2 separate regions of the Mus musculus genome follow, and region 1 is linked to region 2. A link is a loop called in an ENCODE intact Hi-C map of the cell type or tissue named here. Cell type or tissue: gastrocnemius. All regions are shown on one strand. Links, peaks and the distances in the headings refer to the core of each region. The heading gives the core; the rest is flanking DNA. Region 1 holds the start of Mknk2 (MAP kinase-interacting serine/threonine kinase 2). Region 2 holds the start of Gamt (guanidinoacetate methyltransferase).

Region 1 (5,362 bases), core at 248-5,247, 420 kb before region 2:
CTAACCCGCTGGCAAGGAAGGAGAGAGACAGGAGGAGCCAGCCTGCTAGGAATTGGGCCAAGCGGGAAGCTGAGGCTGTTGGCCTGGGGCCCCACCTCACTTCCTGTTTTTCTTCCCTCTGTAAGATCTCCCTAAGATTCTGCTTGAACCTACAGCTCTGGTGGTCCCAGTTGGGCCTAACACCTTGGACAGTCCTAAGCCCTTTCCAAGGTTGGCCACGTCCCCTGGGAACCTGGGGTTGGGGGTAAGCTTAGGACCACCTTTCCTGACTGTCCTGGCCATGTCTATCCTTCACTCGGGCTAGACCAACCCCTCACCTGGCCAGCCAAGCCTAGTCTGTAAAGACAGAGGAAACAGAGGGTATCACACGGGCTTCCTGCAGGCATCCCTTGCCAAAGAGCCAGTGACATCCTCCTGGGGCAGAGGCTGAGCCAGTAGGGGAAGTCAGGCCTTCCTGTCACCCCAGCTCCCAACCCCCACGCTGGGAGGCCTCTGAGAGTCCCACACCGCTGGGAGCCTAGCTTGTAAACAGGCGGCTGGAGGGAGAGACTTGACAGCAGGTTGGCAGCTTGCCTGGGCACGGCAGGGCAGGGTTGAGTGAGCAGCTCCCAGTCCCTGCCTGGTGCCTATAGGGTGAACATCCCCTTCCTGTTCCTACTGGCTGCCCTTTTGAGATAAAAGTGTGGTAAAAGGCGGCTCCCTCTGAGCAGCCATGTAGACTCCAGGTGGCCATTTGCAAGTTGGAAGACGTACTTGGCTGTCAGACTCACAGAACTTTTTGCACAGGGTGTGTGCAGTGCAGGGGCCACACATCCCAGTTCTGAAGGTTTAGCCTCGTGACTGGTAAGGACTCCAGGAAGAAGTAACCCGTGTCAAGTACAGCTTCCTATCCCGTGAGCTTCCCCTGTTTCCCTATTTCTAACAGGGCTCCTGGAGGCAGTCTCAGGACAGGTCTGGATTAGGGCACAGAACTCACACCTTAACGAGGGCTTTGTAATTTGGCTTTTCTTCCCAGCATTTGAACTAAGTTGCAGGAAACAAAATAGATTAGAGCTATTTGCTGCCATCAGTGTGAACGGCTGACCCAGGTGGGCCACGCTTGAATGTGGGTGTCATGTTTTATTTGAATTGTTAGCCTGAGATAGGATCTGGCTAGGTAGCCCCAAACTACAGAGACATGCTGGCCCCCGTGGACACACACACACATGCTACAGCTAGCCACAGGTAGAAGCTATTTCTCTTACATGTGTCCCAGGAATGGGCTCAGGCTATAATTGGTGGCAAACTCCTTTAACAGCTGAGTAGAGACCCTTGTTTGAGTCTGCCAGGAATTGATCCCTGACTGCCTTGAGCTGAAGTTCTATCCCCTGCCCAAATCTGTCCAGGTAATGAACCTTGTACAGGCATGACAATCTGAATTAGAGACAAACATTTCTGCCAATGCAATCACTAATGACGACAATGAGGCTCGGGAGTCAGACAGATGACTCATAAGTTAAGCCAAACTGTTACTCTTACAGAGAACCCAGGGTACAGCCCAGCACCCACATCAGGCATCGTGTAATTTCACCTCTCTTCTGACTTTCCAGGCACCTGTATGCATAAGGCACACACACTCACACGGACGAGGACCTGTGTGAGTGCACACAAACACACAAAGAGCTGCTTGAGGTTCATGAGGCTCCAGCCTCAGTAGAGGGTGGTGGTAAAAACTTGTAGACAAACTACCCTGAAGAGGGAAAACAACCTCTTTGTGCACGGAAGCAGCCGAGGCAGCAGGCACAACGCGGTCTGACTGTATCCGAACCTGAATCGGGGATCCTAGCCCCTTCTTGTCCCAGCTATCCCCACCGAGGGCTGCAAAGGACCCAAGAGGTTCAAGAAGGGTTCATCACGGATTGCAGAGCTGGAGCACAGGACAAGGGCATCAGTATTCAGTAAAATTAGGGCTGGCTTGCCCTCCTTCGGCAGCTGAACGCGGCACCCGGCTCAAGGACAGGGAGCAGAACCTGCAGCGCGCAAGCCAGCGGGCCAACTGTGACACAGGAGAAGGCGGCCTCACGGCCCAAACTGAAGCCTTCAGTACCCTTCTGCGCAGGCGCAGGCGACTCCGGAGGCTGGTCACCAGCCTCTCCACACAGTCCTCTCCCACCCCCCAGCCAGGTCACGCGGCTGCAGTCGAGTATCTTTTCACGCTCCGCCCCCACCGTGGGAGTGCGCAGGCGCGCTTGAAGCTTCGCGCCCCACTTCCCTCGGAATCTCCCCTTCCCCCTGCCAGCTCGAAGTGCGCAGCCGTGTTTGGAGTCGCCAACACGGTCGCTGCGCAGCTCCACTCCGCTCCCCGCTAAGCTCCGCCCCTTAAACGGGAGCGCGCAGCCGTATTCTGCATTCCCCGGCGTGCTCTTCTCGCTGCGGCCTTCGACGCTCCTGGAAGCTCCGCCTCCTCTGTTCCCTGAGAAAGGCGGAGACTGGTGCGGAGGGGCGGGGTAACTTCGGGACCGCGCCTATAAAGGTGGCCGCGCCGGCCGCGCGCGCGGCTCCTCTCGGCGGCAGCGGCCCAGTGGAGGGGTCCGTGGTGGCGGTGGTGGCGGCGGTGGCGGCGGCGGCGGCGGCGACGGCGGCGGCGGCGGCGGCGGCAGCAGCAGCGGTGGCTGTGGCGGCGCTGTTCCCCGCGCAGTCCTCGGAGCGGGGTCCGGGCTGTGCTAGGTGAGGTGACGGCGCTGCGACCCCGGCCGGTGTCCGACCCCGGTGAGCGCGGCGCCAAGGGCGACATTCTCCGAGGGAGGAAGGAAGCCCGAGTCAGGCGCGGGAGCTCCGCCGAGCCCCGGCCGCCTCCGCCCGGCCGAGCGCCTCTCTCAGCCTCGGTCCTTTGTCTCCTCCGCCCGCAGGGTCGCCTCCCAAGCCGCCCCCCGGGCCCCGCGTCCCCTCCCCCGCTGGTGGGGCCCGGACTGAAGATGGTGCAGAAGAGAACAGCCGAACTTCAGGGCTTCCACCGTTCGTTCAAGGTGAGGGGTCCTGTCCGGGGGTCCCATTGCAGTGACGGGTGCGACGGATAAGCAGAGCCTACTCGGGAGGCTGGTGCAGGGCTTGGGAGGGGTGCTTGCATTGGACTTTTGTGCTGGAGGTGGTGGGGGTCAGCAGGCCGCAGCCCTGTCCCCATCCTCCTAGTAGCTCTCTCTTCTAGGACCCTCAACCCCCACCCCCAGGCTTGTGATTGGTGGCTCTGTGTCCCTTGCAGTTAGCCCGATCACAGTCGTCTGTTTCTGTGTGTGATCCTAGGCAAATCGAGTGTTTCTGTTCCTTGCAACTTCCAGGCCTGTCTTGTGCTGGTTGGGAGAGTCAGTAAGCTGCAGCCTTGCTTCTAGCTGCCTACTAACTCTTCATGAACTGCCCCAGGCTCCCCTGTGATCTGTGGCTGTGTCCCTAGCAGTTTCTCAGCCCGGGCTTTCCTACCTCTGTATGTGGTCTCTGATGGACTTTACATTTGTTTCCTGCAGTGTGTGCTTGTTGCAGGCTACAACCTGTCCCCGGCTGCCTAGTAGCTCTTTCTTTCAGGACCCACTCCCACCACTGATTGGTGGCTCTATGTCCCTCGCCATCAGCCTGATCTCAGTCTTGTGCTCCCCACCCACTTTCTGTATGTGATCCCACACTTTCTGTGTCCCCCAGGTTGGCCTTGTTCTGGATGAAAGCACGTCAGCAGGTCCTAGCTCTCTCTTTTGTGAGCTCCCCTAGGTTGGCTTGTGGTCAGTGGCTGGATGTTCCTTGCAGTCTCTCAGCCCCGTCTCCCCTACTTCTGTGTATATAGTTCCAGGGAAACCCTGTATCTGTCCACTGTAGTCTCAAGCTGGCCTGTGCGGTTGGTTGGGATCAGAGGGGATGAAGCCTTGTTGGGGAAACCCTTTGGCACATGGGTATGCTTTGCCCCACTGCAACCTCCACACTTGGTGGTGGCCTGTGGAGACCTTCCCTCAAGACACCCCAGGCCCAAAGTGTTATTTCTTATCAGAACAGGAAGTTTCTGTAGTGTTATTAATGGTGGCTGATTGAGTCTTACCTTAGATGAGTATATCTGGGGGTGGTGAAGGTGGGCAGGGTGCTAGGCAGAGCCCCCTACTTGGGGCCTGGCCTAAAGGACGCAGTGATGTCAGCCTGCCCACCCCACCCAGAAGGCTGGATTATGTAATGGCTTCCTGGGGCAGGGACCTGTTGCCCTGTAGAGAAGGCAAGAGTGTGTATGTGTGTGCCTGCACCCCTGTGGGAGGGGCATGCAGATAGGGAAGAATTCCCAGGCCTGTCCAGCCAGTGCCCCTGGCCAACTGCCCCACCCCTGCCTCAAATGCCTGTTATCCTTGGCCAGCTTGATTTGGGGCTGAGCAGGAACGAGAGATGGACCCAAGAATGTCACCTACAGTGGGTTTTTTTTTTTTGCCCTCCTGGGGCTTTGCTTGAGCCTAGAGGGTCAGCAAGGCTGCCAAAGCAAACCCTGGCTTTCTAGATGGTTCGAGCCGCCTCCTGCCAGGCCTGCTGACTCAAGGCCCTCAGCCAGACCCAGGGGAGGCTGGCTGGACCAGACTGGACTGCCCACACAGCACTTGGGACTGCAAGCTGCCCTCTGCGTGGCCACTGTGGGGCTCTGCACTGAGCTGGGACTGTGGGGAGCTGGCTGTTAGGCAGCCTTGTAGGTGGCCAGGGACTGGTACCTCAACTCCCTCCTGGGACCCCACCCTATGAGGCTGCTTCTGGAAGCCAGGCTACTGCTGCTCAGGTAGCCTCAGTCTGCAGCTAGTCAGATAGCACACACACCCGCCAGGCCGCCTGCTTTATTACCTGGGTTTCTGGTTTTCTTTCTGGAGTTTTAAGAGGTACTGGTGATGGAGTCTGGGGCCTCATGCCTGCCAGACAGGTGCTCTATGAACTCAGCTAGAGCCCAGCCCTGTTTTCCTGTCTTTAATGTGCAAGCTGGAAGACTGTAAGCTAGCGCTTGGGGATCTCCCTGAAAGGTGTGCTCCAGCCAGCCAATCCCTGTGCTAGGTTCTGGCTGTCCCATGTGTCCCAGTCTTCAGCTAGGGGGACAGTGACTATAATGTCAGAGGTTCTACTGGACCCCTGTCACCCTTGTAAGGTTCCCAGAGCTGGGGACAGCCCTTCCCTGTCTCTCATGACAGTATACTTAGAGGAAGGTCACCAGGCTGTGGTCATGGAGCAGGTGCCCTGGCTAGCCTTTGGTCTCAAACCTGGTTTACCTCCCCTTCTGTAGCTCACCAATCCCCCACCTTGTGTGGTGCAGGTTGATGCCCGGGCCTTGCAGGCAGCGAGTTTTATCAGAGCACTGGGGTTGTGTGCCCTGTTCCCCATGACC
Region 2 (5,362 bases), core at 168-5,167:
CAAGACCCTTCATGAGCTGCAGAAACCGGGCATAGCAGTACACATTGTTGATCCTGGCACTGGAGAGGTGGAGGAGGCAGGATCTGGAATTCGAGGTCATCCTTAGCTGTGTGAGAGTTTGAAGCTATCTTGGGCTACATGAGAACCTGTTTCTTCCAGAAGACCAAAGTTTGATTGTCAGGACCCAAGTGGGAAATCACAATGCCAGTGACTGCGCCTCAGGTGGTGCACAGGGATGAGACACCAAGTACATTAAAAAATAAAAAACAGCGGGGCGTGGTGGCGCAGGCCTTTAATCCCAGCACTCGGGAGGCAGAGGCAGGTGGGTTTCTGAGTTTGAGGCCAGCCTGGTCTACAAAGTGAGCTCCAGGACAGCCAGAGCTATAAAGAGAAACCCTGTCTCGACAAACCAAAAAATAAAATAAATAAAAAAACAAACCAAAACTCCCAAAAGTGCTAACTGTTGCGGTTCTAAATTGGAGCCCTGGTCTCCACTCCTGTTTTTAGCAGTTTTCCCCACCTGTAAAATGAGGGCACCAACAGTTATTGCTGTAACATCTTCTAAGGATTAAGAGTGTCACTGCTTTTCCAGCAGTTCTTAGAAAAATCATCAGATCGCTACACCTAACATGTCCAAGTGACCCAGTAGTAAGCTAGAGCTGCTGAATGACAGGTATGGATTAGAGCAGCTGAGAGAGGGCCGGCTTCTTGGACCTCACCAGGCCAATGAATGTCTAAACTTGAGGCATTCAGCCAGGCATGGTGGCATACGCCTTTAAATCCCAGCAGTTCAGAGGTAGAATCAGGCAGAAATCTGTGAGTTCGCGGCCAACTTGTTCTCAATAGCAAGCTCCAGGCCAGTCAGGAGCTCCTGTCTCTAAATAAACGGATAAATAGAAATAAAAAAATCAACTTGGGCCGGGCCTGGTGGCGCACGCCTTTAATCCCGGCACTGGGGAGGCAGAGGCAGGTGGAGTTCTGAGTTCGAGGCCAGCCTGGTCTACAGCGTGAGTTCCAGGACAGCCAGGGCTACACAGAGAAACCCTATCTCGAAAAACCTAAAAAAAAAAAAAAAAAAGAATCAACTTAGAGGAGCATCGTGGACGACACGCTGAGATCAGGAAGTTTCACAGCCTCTTCAAACAGTAAATCCAGTACCCTTGCGAGCCAGCCAGGCAAATGCAGAAAGTCAAGCCTCATTCCAAATGTGGTGCCAGGGAGCTTGCCCCGCCCCTCCAGAAGCCACAACAGTGCACGTGCCAGCATATGGTACTCTCCATGGCACTGGGACCACTGGTAGTCTCTAAACGTCCCTCCTTGCACCGCAGGCACTTCACCCCTCATGGCTCCAACTTCCTGCCTAGATAACTTGGCCCCGCCCAGGTCCGCAGGCTCCGCCCCATTCATAGTAAAAGGATGGACTCAGCTGGACTCCACAATTACCCTATCCTCAGGCCCCGCCTCCTTGGCGCCAGCCTCAGCTCTAGCGGAAAGCTAGGCCCCGGATCCTGTTTTGCCTCTACCAGGCTGGGCCCCACCCGTGAAAGAAGACTAGGCTTCGCCAGTAGCAGAACGCTTGGATTTCATCCTATCCCATAAACACCTACCCCATGGCTCTGTCCTCATCCGTAGCAGAAGGCTGGACACCACGGTCTCAGCCGGCTGGCCCCGTTCCTTAGTTTCGTCTCTCATACTTAGCAGAATGGTGACCCCACCCCATTGCTCCGGCCCCGCCCCTAGCAGAAGGCTGGACTCTGTCCTACCATACAGGCTCCATCCTGTATGGCTCCTGCCTGCATTCCTCATAGAAGTCTGGATTCTGTCCCAACCCACAGCTCTGGCCCCATCCATAGCAAAAGATTGGACTCCTCCCCAGCCCACCAGTGCAGGACCTATCCCATTCCGTAGATCCGCCCCTCAGAACTTTACTTTGGGCTCCAGCGAGTAGCCCCGACCGTGAGCACGCTCCACCCTGTCCCTCAGCTCCATCCACCCAGGCCCAGCCCAGTGCCAGGCTGGACCCCCTCCCAGAGCAAGGGCCAACCCTCTTCTAATGACTGGACCCACCCTAGCCCAGAAAAGCCCCGCCCCAGCGAGTAGGCCCCGCCCACACGGCTCAGCCACGGAGTTCTTTAGGGCGCATAGGCCCCGCCCCCGCCTCAGGCTCCCACCCACTTGAGTGCAAGGCTAATCTCTGTGCAGAGGCACCGCCCCACTCCGCCTCCACCGGCCCCGCGGCTCCGCAGCCCTGCGCTCCCGGCCTGGTTTGCACAGCCTCACCATGAGCTCTTCTGCAGCTAGCCCGCTCTTCGCGCCCGGCGAGGACTGCGGCCCCGCGTGGCGCGCGGCCCCCGCGGCCTATGACGCGTCTGACACGCACCTGCAAATCCTGGGCAAGCCAGTGATGGAGCGTTGGGAGACCCCCTATATGCATGCGCTAGCGGCGGCTGCTGCCTCCAGAGGTACTCTGCCAGAGGAAACTGAGGCTGCAGCTTAAAAGAGCAGGAGCTCCCATGCATGTTGCAAGTCTCAGTTTCCTTGCCTGAGGCACTGAGCTGCCTTGGGGCTACCTTGGTCGGGAAGGGAAGGGTATTTGCAAAAAGTGGACGCAGGAAAGAGGTCCCGGCTCCGAACTGGAACTTCCTCTCCCAGGGAAGATTTCTACTTCCCGGGGCTGGGTCTTCGGACCACAGTCGAGTGGAACTTAATAGAAAGAGCGAGAAAGAGCAGAGGGGCGTGAGGCTTGTGCTTGTCGGGAACCTCCGAGTCTCCAGGGGCTGTTGCTAAGAATAGCTTGGGAAAACTGAGCAGAGAGGCAGCTGTCCCGGTGCTGTGGCCCTGAACTTCTGTACAAGGGGTGGTGTCTGAGGCACCCCAGCTTCAAACAGGGCAGATGGGCAGTGAGTGAGTGGACTTCAAAGTTCACCCAAGGCAAATGAGGACTTGGTATTAGGTGCAGAATGAAACGTGGAGGGGCTGCAGGTGTAGAGCCTCCAAGCCAGGCTTGGCCCTTTCTCACAGATTAGAGCACAAATCGCGTGGGCAGGGGCTCAGAGTCCAGGGATCCCTGGGGCCAGGCCCTGGGCTCCCAGGCTAGCCGCTCTGATTGGCAGCTGGCCCGAGCCCACACTCTGCTGTTACTTTGTTCTGTCCACCCACATGGTCCTGCTGGCTGGCTGGCTGGCTGGCCTTGAGGCAAGTGTGAGCCAGGCCTCACATCTAAGTCCCCCTCCCCCACCCAAACCAGCTGTCATGTTTTGTCCTCCTAGGGGGCCGGGTCTTGGAAGTGGGCTTCGGTATGGCCATTGCAGCCTCCAGGGTGCAACAGGCCCCCATAGAGGAACACTGGATTATTGAGTGCAATGATGGGGTCTTCCAGCGTCTACAAGACTGGGCCCTGCGGCAGCCACATAAGGTACCTTCTGCCGCTGGGGTGCAGACTGGGAGTAACCCTCAGGGCTGGGAGATCATGGGGTCCCATGTGACCCTCAACCTCTTTTGACCCTCTCCTCTCCAAGGTTGTTCCCTTGAAAGGCCTGTGGGAGGAGGTGGCACCTACCCTGCCTGACGGTCACTTTGATGGTGAGGGAACTCTGGGAGCCTGGCAAAGGGGTTGAGCTCTGGGGAACCCGCTAGCGTCTGGGTACTACTTGGCAGCCTGTGCCTGCTTTTACACTACCATACCCTCTTCAGCCTGGTGGAGCTTGCCATCAAAAGGATGACCAAAGTTTGACCCCCAGGATGTACGTGGTGTAAGGAGAGAATGGATGCCTACAAGTTGTCCCCCATCCCAACAAACACACCTCCAATGTGCACTGGGGACACATCCGTGGGAAGGGCAGCTGTATGGGCTGGGTTAGCGTCCAAGGCCATGGGATGGCTCAGATGAGGTTGGGCAAGGCTGTGCCAGCGCTGACTGGTATGTGTTCAAACTGCAGGGATTCTATATGACACGTACCCGCTGTCTGAAGAGGCCTGGCACACTCACCAGTTCAACTTTATTAAGGTAGGACTGCAGGGGGCCAGGGACGGTGGGCCTTGGAAGGTCAGGTGGGCAGGGCATGTGACATTTACAGACCAGCAGCTCTCTTCCCATGGTCCTACCCCTTCCTGTCCACTGGCCTCTCTGCAGAATCATGCCTTCCGCTTGCTGAAGACCGGGGGCGTCCTCACCTACTGCAACCTCACGTCCTGGGGGGAGCTCATGAAGTCCAAATACACAGACATCACCACCATGTTTGAGGTATGCTGCCTGAGAGCAGGTGAGGAAGACCTTACCCCGAAGCTTGGCAGTGGCCTTCCTCAGGCCATGGCATGGGGGAGGCCCTCTGCTCGCTGGCCTAGGGGGCCAGAGCTCTCAAGAGGTCCGGTCAGGGTTGTGATTTTCCATTCTGAAGTCAGGAAGGCCCCCACTAGTCCTAGCCTCTGGTGGCTCCTCAGTGCTCTGTACAGCCCTGCTCACTGTACTCTACCTGTGGGGCTGTGCCTGTCTTGGGGACAGATGCCCTCCAGTACCAGGGCAAGCAGGACAGCTTTCCCACCAGCCCATGAGGCAGCTTTCATCACATAAGACTCTTTTCTTGAGAGGCCTACAGCGGGCCTGTGCAAGGATGCTGGTCTGAGACACAGCAGAGCTTATCAGGAAATTGTTGCCTGCACCAGAATTCACTCACACCCAGGTCCTGTCCCACATCATCTGGGGTGACCTGTGACCCCGCCCTACAGGAGACGCAGGTGCCTGCACTGCAGGAAGCTGGCTTCCTGAAAGAAAACATCTGCACAGAGGTGATGGCACTGGTGCCCCCAGCCGACTGCCGCTACTATGCCTTCCCTCAGATGATCACACCCCTGGTCACCAAGCACTGAGCAGCCGGCCCAGGTCTACAAGGAGCCTGTGTCCTCCTCAGTACCTTTGTGGCTGGATTGTGGGCTCCAGCCTCTCCACTGTCCCTCAGTGTGACATCCTAACCTCTGCCTGGCACTGCCATCTTCCCAGAGCTCAGGAGTAAAATAAATGCTAACAAGAAGACTAGTGGGTTGGTTGGCAGTGAGCCAAAGGTGAGGGACCACATCTGGCTTAGAACTGCCTCTGCCTCAGAAGATGTGGTGCTCGGTGCCCCCTGCCCCACCCAGACATGACCAATCCACCATTGTCTGTTTTCAACAGGGGGCCCAGGATGAGACTGTGGGGTCTCACCAAGGCCAGGGTAGAGGAGAGCCTCCACAGGCCTCAGCCTAGCCCAGTACACAACAAGCAATGTGGCTCTCACAGTGCAGCCCTACTGTGCAAATCCCTGGTACCAAATCTGCTGCCTGGGTCCACACTGCACCCACCTCTGCCTCACTCCTGTTGGCCTGTGTC

Evidence for each region. A loop is a pair of places that touch in the nucleus more often than their neighbours do. Peaks named below come from ENCODE experiments on the same cell type or tissue, not always from the same donor. Only the 100,000 strongest peaks of a DNase experiment are listed, where the experiment ranks them.
Region 1: a loop joins it to region 2, with 4 times the contacts of the local background. A loop is called at or near these places in 1 of 42 quality-filtered maps.

What each region holds. Positions count from the first base shown.
Region 1 is chr10:80,673,467-80,678,828 of GRCm38, reverse strand. Mknk2 (MAP kinase-interacting serine/threonine kinase 2) reads left to right here and starts at 2,536. Exons shown (of 14, transcript NM_021462.4): 1 at 2,536-2,748; 2 at 2,889-3,005. The coding sequence starts at 2,955. In gastrocnemius, for the core only: a CTCF peak has its summit at 2,686; DNase peaks (open chromatin) are centred at 554, 2,264 and 4,256; H3K4me3 peaks cover 4,909 bases; H3K27ac peaks cover 5,000 bases.
Region 2 is chr10:80,257,821-80,263,182 of GRCm38, reverse strand. It overlaps Gamt (guanidinoacetate methyltransferase), which reads left to right and starts at 2,171. Exons shown (of 6, transcript NM_010255.4): 1 at 2,171-2,462; 2 at 3,270-3,415; 3 at 3,519-3,582; 4 at 3,939-4,006; 5 at 4,133-4,243; 6 at 4,726-5,032. The coding sequence starts at 2,282. The coding sequence ends at 4,866. It also overlaps a transcript of Dazap1 not described here. In gastrocnemius, for the core only: no CTCF peak of the experiment used is centred there; DNase peaks (open chromatin) are centred at 1,437, 1,713, 2,106 and 3,157; H3K4me3 peaks cover 3,793 bases; H3K27ac peaks cover 4,290 bases.